2 separate regions of the Homo sapiens genome follow, and region 1 is linked to region 2. A link is an interaction called in ENCODE POLR2A ChIA-PET data of the cell type or tissue named here. Cell type or tissue: Panc1. All regions are shown on one strand. Each heading gives the region's core, and the rest is flanking DNA. Links, peaks and the distances in the headings are about the cores only.

Region 1 (5,368 bases), core at 226-5,225, 190 kb after region 2:
GCCAAGGTGCCTCGTGGGCAGCCGATCCATCAGGCGGCCGACAGGCGTGATCGAGTGCCGTGTCACACGCAGCCCAGGAAACAAACACGCCGCGCGAAAGGTATTGGTGAACGAACTGAAAAATTGTAAAGCTCTTAAGGACTTTCATGCTTGTTAGCATTTTTTGACAGAAAATCACTGAAGCAGTGAACATAAAGAAATAGCCATGGTTGATTCACAGTTTAGCTTGTTGTTCTGTTCATTTGGCCTCAGGTGATGTTTCACTTCCGGAGCCCCGTGAGCTGCTCCTTGCTCTGCCTGGCTTTCTTTCCTGTGCAAATTCTTGCGGGTCCCTCAGCTGTGCTCACCCAACCACAGCCTCCCTGGAGATGGGTTTTTATGATTTTGAAGGAGACCGAAGGAAACTGAATGAACAAATATTTTCTCCAAAGCCCGTCCAGGTTTGGCTTCAGATGCTGTGAGCCGTGTGTACATTTCTAGGCTTAATCCACAGAATGAATGTGAGCTTTTATGTCACAGCCTGCCCAGGACCCTGCTGTGTGCCTGGAGGGCACCTGACCTGCTCTTGAGGCTTCACTACCTGATGTCCCAAAGGGAACATCGTGTTTTTCAGTGTGTTCCTGAGCAGATGGGTGTCTACACAGACCTCGCCTGTTGCCCTGTGCGTTTGTGTGATGAGTTGGGGTGTGGCACACCGCTGTGTGGGGGTGGCTGGGCCTCTGAGTGCGCTCTCTCACAGCCACGTCTGCTGGGGCCCACAGCTCCCCATCAGCAGCAGCCCAGAGCTGAGCACAGAAGTGTGGGTGATTTTCATGAGTGCACCTTGCCATTTGGCTTGGCACCTGTTAGAACTGCTATGTGCTCTTTGAAAACCACCCATCCTTCTGTCCCAAGGAAGGTGACAAGCACGATGTTTTCCTGGGAGAAAGTGGCTCCCATCCTGGCCACACATCCCTGTCAGGGCAGCGTTTAGTGCATCCCACCTGTGCACGTAGAGATGCATCCTGCTGTCTTAAGTATCGGAGTCCCCGATGTAGGCTTGTTGGGGTGGCTCAGGTTTTCCCGTTGCAACTGAGGCGTTGAGCAGTCAGGGGCTGCCCCTGCCTGCCCAGAACTTTCCTGAAGTCGTGGCCTGGCAGCGCCCCGCCTGTGCAGGGCAGGTCCCTCAAGGCCAAGCCCTGTTGTGCATGAGGGCACCCCCAGACTGAAGGAAACGAAGCTGGAGCTTCAGAGATCATGCCCACCTGAGGCCTTCCCTCGCCTTTGCAGACACACCTGTGTTTCCAAAGAAGGGGGACAGACGGAGCACTTCACTTCCATCCCGAGAGTGTCTCCCAGACAGCGCACCCCGCAGCGGCCACTGGCTGACCCGTGGCCTTGAGAACACAGGAAAGCCCCCTCTTAGATTCACAGAAACGCCCTTCCTAGGAGTAAACGGATCCTGTGTTTTTCCCCTCGATTCTGTGTCGCTAATTGTTAATTATGACAAAGGAAAAGTGATATTAAGATTCGGGGTATTTGTTTCATTGTGTAATTTCTTCCTTGGTTAAAAGGGAAGAATGGGCTGGGTGTAGTGCTTCACACCTGTAATCCCAGCACTCTGGGAGGCTGAGGCAGGTGAATTGCTTGAGCTTAGGAGTAATCCCAGCACTCTGGGAGGCTGAGGCAGGTGAATTGCTTGAGCTTAGGAGTAATCCCAGCACTCTGGGAGGCTGAGGCAGGTGAATTGCTTGAGCTTAGGAGTAATCCCAGCACTCTGGGAGGCTGAGGCAGGTGAATTGCTTGAGTTTAGGAGTAATCCCAGCACTCTGGGAGGCTGAGGCAGATGAATTGCTTGAGCTTAGGAGTAATCCCAGCACTCTGGGAGGCTGAGGCAGGTGAATTGCTTGAGCTTAGGAGTAATCCCAGCACTCTGGGAGGCTGAGGCAGGTGAATTGCTTGAGCTTAGGAGTTCAAGACCAGCCTGGCCAACATGGGGAAACCCCATCTCTACTGAAAATACAAAAATTAGCCAGCTGCAATGGCGTGCACCTGTAGTCGCAGCTACTTGGGAGGCTGAGGCTGGAGGATCGTGTGAGCCTGGGAGGTGGAGGTAGCAGTGAGCCAAGATCACACCACTGCACTGCAGCCTGGGCAACAGAGCAAGATCCTGTCTCAAAAAAAAAAAAAAAAGAGAAGAATGATATAACCACATTAGTCCTTTACCAGGTTTGCCTTAAAACTGAGTCACTGTGTGCCTGGCCTTTACTCAGCGCTTCCTCCCATGTCGTGACTGTTATAATGCATCATTACTTCCTCACTATGATTCATCTAGGAACTTGGGGGAGTAATTCATAGTCAGGGATATTTATGTTTAAACCGACAGAAAGGGAGAGCCATTTGAACACATTATTCCATGTTTTCACTGGTTTTAAATCTGATTTCTGCTGGCTGGGGGAAACTTGAGGAACTGTGAAGTCATCGTAGGCAGTAGGGAGGTAACGGATAAGGGCCTTTCAAGCATGCAGTGAAGAGACACCAGCTGTACAGCTCCCTCCTGTATGGAAAAGGTGGAATTTAGACAGTTAAAGTATTAAAGTATACATCACTGGGTTTGAAAACAGCCACAAAAAAACCCCTGTCGGATCACCCAAAACCGCTGGCCCCGTGGCGCACCATCCCGAGGCTGCCGACTTTGCAGTGGGGCTCTCTTTCCTTCTGGAGTGCAGCAGCATCTGGAATTGTCTGGGAAAACCCTGAAGGATGGCCCACACCGAGCCGAAACATCTTTCAAACGGAAATTGTTACACTGTGCTCTTCATCTTGAAATTAATGTTTGGTTGTCAATTTTTATTGCTGACCTAATGGATGAAGTCCAGCAATTGCAGCTGTCCCCTTAAAGCGGCCCCCAGCGTGTGCTGTGCAGACCTTCTCGGCAGGCTACCCACCCACCTCATCCGTAAGTGGACTCGGGTAGAGAAAGATATCTGTGCATTGAGAGCTCGTTGGAGATAACTTGAGTCATAATGTGTACTGAGTGTGCTGGGAATCATAGGAGGGTAAAGGTGGTTTTTAAAAAAGTTATTTTCATTAATTCCTCTCACCCCCAACCCCCTCTGCCACCTGGGACAAAAAAATGGCAGGGTCCTGCTGGATGCCGCTTTCCAAGCTGGGGCAGACCCGCCAGTGTTGAGCAAGAGGGAGGTTTCATCTGAGGCTGGCTGAGTTTTATATATCTATTTATGAGATCCAATAATGTAATGATGTGCTTGTCTAATAAATGCTGCTGTACAAGCTCAGGACAGCAGACGTTTCCAGTATGACCTGGATTGTCTAAGCCGCAGCCCCTTTTGGTTGGAGCTCGGCTGTTTAATAAATGTCGGCTGTTCTTCCAACCATCATAATTATTTAAAGGGGCTTCAAAAGAGAGAGAACAAATCAAATCAAGCCATTACTGTTGAAGCTCGTTCTGGAGTTAAGTGTGTTTTTAAAACTGTGGGCCTTGTGCAGAGGCTCCTCCCAGTTTTCATCTATTATCACAATAATTGAGTTTGTAGCTGGAATTAAATTTATCAAATTGCGTTATCCTCTTTAGAAATTGGATAGGCATGCTGGCAGGGCGAGGCAGAAGTTAATCTGCTTTGCTGAAGCCTCCAGTGGCCCTGCACAGCGGGGCTGAAGAGGCCCAGACAGCTTCCTGTCACCCCGGACACGATGTAATTTCTCCTCAATCCCTTGTGCAAATAATGACATTTGAATCGAGCATTAACAGGCTTAATTACTTTAAAATTGTCATTTTAATTTACACTGATATAGTATTGATCATACAAGCAGAGATTAAGCTGTTCAGTGGAGCAGATGATGGGGAATTAAACATTAAAGGGTCCTCAGGGGGCCGTGTGCGCTGCCCGGCGCGAGCCGGAAGAGGGATGATATTTCTCGGTAATGAACTGGCGGCATGCGGGGACATGAATCTTGGGCTCTTGGAAAAGGGGAAATAATGGGGTTTGGGAGGCATTTGCAGGTTATTCATTCGCCGCCATGCACCAATTCTCCAGTGATTCATCCGCCTCACCAACATTTATTTATCCAGCAAATTCCGGAGCTTTGACCTTTTTGCTAAGTACATTGAACATAAGTTGGAGTGGAGATCTTTCAAGTGTAACTTTTACAAGTATTTGTTATTTTTCCTTATTTCTAGGCAACATTAAACAAAGTTATTCAGTTTTTTGAGTGTACTGGAGTCTGCCGGCCTTGCAGGGTTGGTGTGGTGGTGAGGGACTAATGGGCTCCTGCAGCCCAGCCCCACACTTGACTTTTGAAAATTCCAGTGGCAGATCCCAGGCTCAGGTGTCACTGATCCTTTCTTAGGTGAAATGACACGAGAGCCTCACGTTCCTGCCATGGGCTGATGGCCTCGGCCTCCTTTCAGTTGAGGCTTTCTGTTGGTGGTTAGGGGGCAAAGTGACGCCCTGTAACTTATTGATGCTGCCATGGAAAAAATATGGAAATGAAGCAGAACATGAGTTTCTCAGAAGCACATTTGACGGACTTCTTTTGGCGAAAATCAGAGCACTTCAAATCCTGTAACCTCAAACTGTTTCACTTTTCAGAGGTTATATAATAAAAAGTTAAGTGATTGATTTTATAGTTCAGTAGGGAGTGATGAAATTCTTGATCACTATCCATAATGGCTTTATTTTAAACAGTGGGCTAGAGATTTAATTAAAGCATGATCAGGGAAATGAAAAAATGTTGATATTTCTCCTCAAATTAAACATGAATTTGCACAGGGAGCATTAGAAGGGCTTATCATTCCTCCTGATGTTTTTATTCTCTTCCGTAGGATTTAAAAGCTTGCGGCCCACTTCACCCCTCTCTGAATAGCTCAGGGGGCTTCAGCCCCTGTTGACCGTGCTCTGGGTTTGGTCCATTTCTGTGGCTTTCTTTAAAAACTGCCGAGCTCCATCGCACGACCACCACTGCTGGCGTTTATTGAGCGTGTACTGCTTGTGAGGCTTTGTTCTGGGGGATCATTTCCCCACTTTATCTTTGGGGTGCCGGAGACACAGGAAGGTTAAGAAACAGCCGGTGAGGCCGGGCATGGTGGCTCACTCCTGTAATCCCAGCATTTTGGGAGGCCGAGGTGGGTGGGTCACGAGGTCAGGAGATAGAGACCATTCTGCCAACATGGTGAAACCCCGTCTCTACTAAAAATACAAAAAATTAGCCAGGCGTGGTGGTGGGCGCCTGTAGTCCCAGCTACTCGGGAGGCTGAGGCAGGAGAATGGCGTGAACCCAGGAGGCGGAGCTTGCAGTGAGCAGACATCGTGCCACCGCACTCCAGCCTTGGAGACAGAGTGAGACTCCATCTCAAAATAAACAAACA
Region 2 (5,368 bases), core at 196-5,195:
TGAAAAACTATGGCCGGGCACGGTGGCTCACGCCTATAATTCCAGCACTTTGGGAGGCCAAGGTGGGCAGATCATGAGGTCCGGAGTTCGAGACCAGCCTGGCCAACATAGTGAAACCCCGTCTCTACTAAAAATACAAAAATTAGCCAGGTATGGTGGCGGGCACCTGTAGCCGCAGCTACTCATGAGGCTGAGGCAGGAGAATCCCTTGAACCCAGGAGGCAGAGGTTGCAGTGAGCCAAGATTGCACCACTGCACTCCAGCCTGGGCAACAGAGTAAGACTCTGTCTCAAAAAATAAATAAATAAATAAAAAATTGTGATTTATCCCAAAAAAAATAGGAAGAAAAGAAGTTCATGGGTCTGTGTGGTGATAGAGGCCATGTAAGAGAACTTAACTTTCATCTTCCCATCTACGGTCAACAGATAATATATAAAACTCAAAAACCAAGCAACAACAAGGTAAGTGTGTTATTTAGAAATATGTAGGTAAATACCTAAAAAAATTTCTGCAAAGAGCTGAAAGTGGTGGCCTCTGAAGAGGAAGAACTTTCTAGAAGTCAGACAGATTAGGTAAGGGGCTACAGCATTTGGTTATAAGCCTTGCCGCACAGTTCAAATTTTAACATTAATTATGGTTTTGATTAAAATTAAGGTTAATGGATATCAAACATTATCAAATGCCTTTTTGTTATCTATTGACAATCAAATGATTATATTTCTCATTTAACCTATTGATATAATTAAGTTATTAGATTTTATAATATTAATTCATCCTTGCCTTCAAGGAATAAATTCTGTGAATTTGATATATTCTTTATTTAAAATGGTGACTGAATTTACATTTAAGAATTTATTTGGAATTCTTATATCTACATTCGTAATTGAGATTATATTATAATTCGTCTTGTGATACTATCTTTGCCAAGTTTTAATATCAAAGTTATACTAGGTTCATAAAATTAAGTGGGGAGCTTTCCAAATATTTCTATGAATTTTCAATGTATATGGCATTGGAGCTCTGTTCCTTAAAAGTTTGAACTAACCCACCTATAAAGTTGTACTGGTCTGGCATCACGTATGGAAATAATTCTTTGGCAAAACCCTTTCAGTTCATTCAGTGGTTATTCATCTCTTAAAGTGTTCAGGTTTCCTTTTGAGACAATTTTTGGAAAACCACATTTTCCTGGAAAATTGCCCCTTTCTTTGAGATGTACAAATGTAATAATGTTGCACATTATTTCATTTATAATTCTTTGCTACTATGTAATTTTTAAGAATTGTTTTTGATAGTTAACTCTGTTAGGTAACCAAATACAATTATTTCAACCACTGACCTGTTGAATTTATTTCAAAACTCACCCTCAGTTTTTTAACTTCCAAGACGCCCGTCACGGTGTCTCTGACCTCAGGTCCCCTCTCCACTGTCCTGGTTGGAAGCAGGGTGAGCCTCTCAGACCCACGGCGAATGCAGATTCTCATTCCTTCAGTTGCTGTCAGTTTTGGGGTAATGTTTCCCCTTTCCCCTCTCCATCGACCTGTTTATTTCTGATTTTTAGGCAGCTTCTCTTCTTTTTAAAATCTTCTTACTCTATTGAGACCTCTTATGTATCCTCTTGTTCCCCAAGTCCACTTATTCTTAATTTTTAATGAAAACATAAAGCAGATGCTTCAAAAAATAGTGAGAGAATCTCTGCGAGAAAATCTTTTCGAAGCCTGTTTTATCTTCCTCTTGGCCGGCTAGCTCTCTGCCCTTTATGATGGTGGATCTTTTCACAGGCCCACATGGTTTTATTCTGGGTGTGTGCACGTGTGCGTGTGTACACACCTATGCACTCATGCGTATGGATTTTCTGTGCACGTGTACATGTGCATACGGATGTGTATGTGAGCAAAAGTCTGTGCACACATGCAGGTGTGTGTGTGTGTGTGTGTGTGTGTGTGTGTGTGTGTGCCTGCCCCGTCTGTCTCCTCCCGGAGTGCTGAGGGGACTCCTGCACCCCAGTAGAGCAGGCATCTATGAGCAGATGTTTCCTGGCTCCCCTCACACCCGTCTGCTTTGGAACTTAAGCTGAAGGTGGCCATGCACCCAGCCCCTGGCCACCCTGCCACCTTCACCTCTTGTGGTCACCGGCCATGGTACCTTCTGCATTCCATCCAGGTGTCTCCTTTCCCGAGCCTGATGGAGAGCTGGGCTGAGGTGAGCCCCCTCCTGCGGTCACACAGCACCTGCTGTAGACCAGGCGCCTAGGTGCAAAGCTCCTCCCACCTCCAAACCCCATCTCCACCTGGGCTGTGTCCTGGGAACCAGGTGCAAAGTTCCTCCCACCTCCAAACCCCATCTTCAGCTGGGCTGTGTCCTGGGAACCAGGTGCAAAGTTCCTCCCACCTCCAAACCCTGTCTCCAGCTGGACTGTGTCCTGGGAACCCAGGTCCCAGAATGGACACAGACTGGGGAGCTCCCCAGGGGCTCCAGCTCAGGTCTCCTGGGTCCAGGCTGGGACGCTGGGTCCCCCACCAGCTGTCTGAGACCCCAGGCCTGGCGCCCTAGGGACGTGCCATCTCCATGTCTGCACTGAGGTCTTTGGGTTTCTGCAAGCTCCCCAGCTGATCAATAAGCTGCTCACAGCTGCAGACAGGCGAGCCCGCATGTTGGGTGGCCCCTGTGGCATTTCACTGGAGAAGCATTAATCAGCCCAACCTTTGCATCTGCCAGTGGCCTAGCTTGTGATGTGCTTGGAAAGCCAGGGCTCCCGGCCCGGGTCAGAGATGCCGCTGGGGTGCTCATCAGCTGGGGGCACTTGGGTTGAGGGCTTCTATCAACTCCCTCCTGTTACCCACTCTGCAGCGGTCACAGGAGCAGTTGCAGGACTCATGGTGCAGGGTCCCCGACAGCCTGGGGAGGAGCTGGTGGTGCCAGGGATGTGGGCGTGGGGACCCCAGGAGACAGGGAGTGAGGCCCTCCTGGATGCCCACGTTGTTCCTTTCTCCAGCTCGTCCCTCCTTCCCTCATCCCTGCTCCAGGGTCTCCTGAGTCTCACCCACTTCCACACGCGTCTCTGACAAGTGGGTCCCCACCGCCAGCCTCCCCAAAAACTTCCTCCTGATAACACAGCATCTGATCACTCATCCCAGGGCCCTCCGCAGACTCCAGTCAGGGCCCCCAGACCCCAGCTCACAGCTGCGCCTCCTGCCAGCTCTGGCCCCTGCCCTCCCCTGACCCAGAGGCTGCTCCTCCTTCCTGGGGTCTCAGGCCTCGCCTCTTCCATAAAGCCTTCCCTGGGCCAGGCGGGGCCCCCACTGTTTGCCTGCTTCCCCCATTGGTTGGGGGCTCCAGGAGGGAGGGAGAAACCCGAGCACAGGCAGGCCAGACAACAGGTGCAGCCCGGGCCCCTGAGTCCTGCGACCATCCTGCTGGTGCCGTCCGAGCTTCTTCCACATAGGCAGGCTTCGAGGCCGCCCGCCCACCTCCAGGGGCCCCAGGAGAGAACAGGAGCCAGAGAGGAATCAGAGCCACCCACTTCCCTCCCAGCAGAGGCCACCTGTGCAGATATGGGATCCCAGGGGGCTGCGGGGCCTATGAGGCTGCACAGGGACACAGACAAAAGCTGGGCCATGCAGGACGGCCGTGCAGCCAGGCCACCCAGGAGCGCACTCCCTCGCTAGCCAGAGGCAGCCTGGGCCAAGACCACTGAGGGCAGTGCCCCACCCACTCCCCGTGGAGCACATGCCTGGCTCTGTTTAGCCCGGGAGTGCAGCTCTCCCAGTGCCTCCAGCTGATGTGGCCGCTGTGCCCTGGGACCTCCTGCTTCCTTAGCAGATGTCAGGTGTGCCCCCGTCGGAGCCCCCTCAGCCTCCAGAACCCAGAGTGTGGGCCAAGAACCACAGCCATGGAGTCAGGAGCATGTGGGCTTCCAGGCTGAGGAGAGGGGCCCTGGGGCCCAGGGAGCCGGGAGAAAGCAGCCCCCACCCATGGCCCCGCAGCCCCTCGCAGGGGGCTTGTCAGCCCTGAGGTCTAGCAGGGGGGGCATCTTCCTCCAGGCCAGCTCTGGGGGCACCACACTGGGTGGGTGCTGGGGCCCAGGGATACCTCCTGCTCCTCACCCTGCTGGGTTCAGCTGCCCACCTGGCCTTAGGAGCCATCTGTGGTTTCTGACCCTGGGCTTTGCCTCCAGGTCTCTAGCCCCCTCTGGAGCGGGTCAGAGAGGTGGGTGCTCCCAAGGCCAGTGTCTGCGTGGTCCTCGAGCCTCCTGCTGTCCAGTCTCCTGGCCTCCTGGCCCCTTCCCCTGCAGCAGGTCCTGTGGGGTACAGGGGGGAGAAAGGAGAGGCCTGAAGGGGCTTCCCCCCGGCACCCTCTGCCCTCTGGGCCCGGGGATATTGAAGCTGGGCAAAGGCCGCTGCCGAGGCCTGCAAACCCCAGGAAGTGGGTGCAATCCTCCCTTTGGCAGCCCCAGCACACCTGCTCCTGCAGCCTCCACCCTGCCCCTGGGGCCCAGAGGACGTGACCCTGAGCACTTGGGAGGGGCAGTTGCTGGGTGGCAGGAACCCGGGCTGCATGGTTTGAACCCCACCTCTGCCACCTCTGCCAACTCTGTGCCTCAGTCTCTCCACCTGTACAGGAGGCACTGAGACAGTTCTGGCCCTGAGGGTGTCACAGAGCACCTAGCCGAAGACGTCTGCGCCTCAGGCTGTGCCCCTTTCAGGGCTCCCGTCGGTGTCCCAGGGCTGCTGCCACAGAGCCAGCATGTGAGTGGCTAAGACACGTGTTTGCTCCCACAGTGCTGGAGGCCACGTGCCTGCAGTCAAGGTGTCAGCAGGGCCACGCTCCCTCCGAAGCCTCTGTCCCTCAGGGGGGACCCTTCCTTGACTCTGCCGGCTCCCGGTGGCTCCTGGCGTTCCTGGGCGTGTGCCTGCATCACCCCAGCCATGCCTTCTCACGGACTCCTCTCTGTGTTCTCTGCTATCCTTGTAGGGCCCATCCTAGGTCCGGGTGACCACATCCAGAGATCCCTAACATCCCTAACCCATGACATCAGCAAGGCTACTTCCAAATAAAGCCACATCCTGAGGTTCTTGGTGGACATGAATCCATGGAGCCCATTCCCTGGCTGGAGCAGGAGCTGGACAAGGGGCCCACCTTGAGCCCCACCTTGAGCCCCACCTTTAGCCGTACCTAGAGCCCCACCTTGAGCCCCTTCCCACAGAGGGAAAAGGCCAGGGCTTAGGGTGGCTCAGTGACCTTGCGGGACCATGCATGGCTGACGGGCCTGAGGGTGGGTGGAGAAAGGCGTGAGACCCCTGCGTGAGCTGGTTCTGGAGGGGACTTTTGGCTTGGACTCTAAATGCAGAAGACGACCCCGCCTCGCACT

The links. Peaks named below come from ENCODE experiments on the same cell type or tissue, not always from the same donor. Only the 100,000 strongest peaks of a DNase experiment are listed, where the experiment ranks them.
Region 1: POLR2A ChIA-PET joins it to region 2 with 7 read pairs; 2 of 35 experiments call an interaction of 5 or more read pairs at or near these places.

The regions. Positions count from the first base shown.
Region 1 is chr10:132,663,899-132,669,266 of GRCh38, forward strand. All of the region lies in intron 4 of INPP5A (inositol polyphosphate-5-phosphatase A), which reads left to right. Among named protein-coding and RNA genes, the nearest start is that of NKX6-2, 120 kb to the right of the region's middle. RefSeq lists an enhancer at 1,862-3,061. In Panc1, for the core only: no CTCF peak of the experiment used is centred there; DNase peaks (open chromatin) are centred at 2,323, 3,262, 3,641 and 4,099; H3K4me3 peaks cover 2,801 bases; H3K27ac peaks cover 4,551 bases.
Region 2 is chr10:132,474,175-132,479,542 of GRCh38, forward strand. No RefSeq gene overlaps it. Among named protein-coding and RNA genes, the nearest start is that of LINC02870, 32 kb to the left of the region's middle. RefSeq lists enhancers at 2,592-3,192, 3,193-3,794. In Panc1, for the core only: no CTCF peak of the experiment used is centred there; no DNase peak of the experiment used is centred there.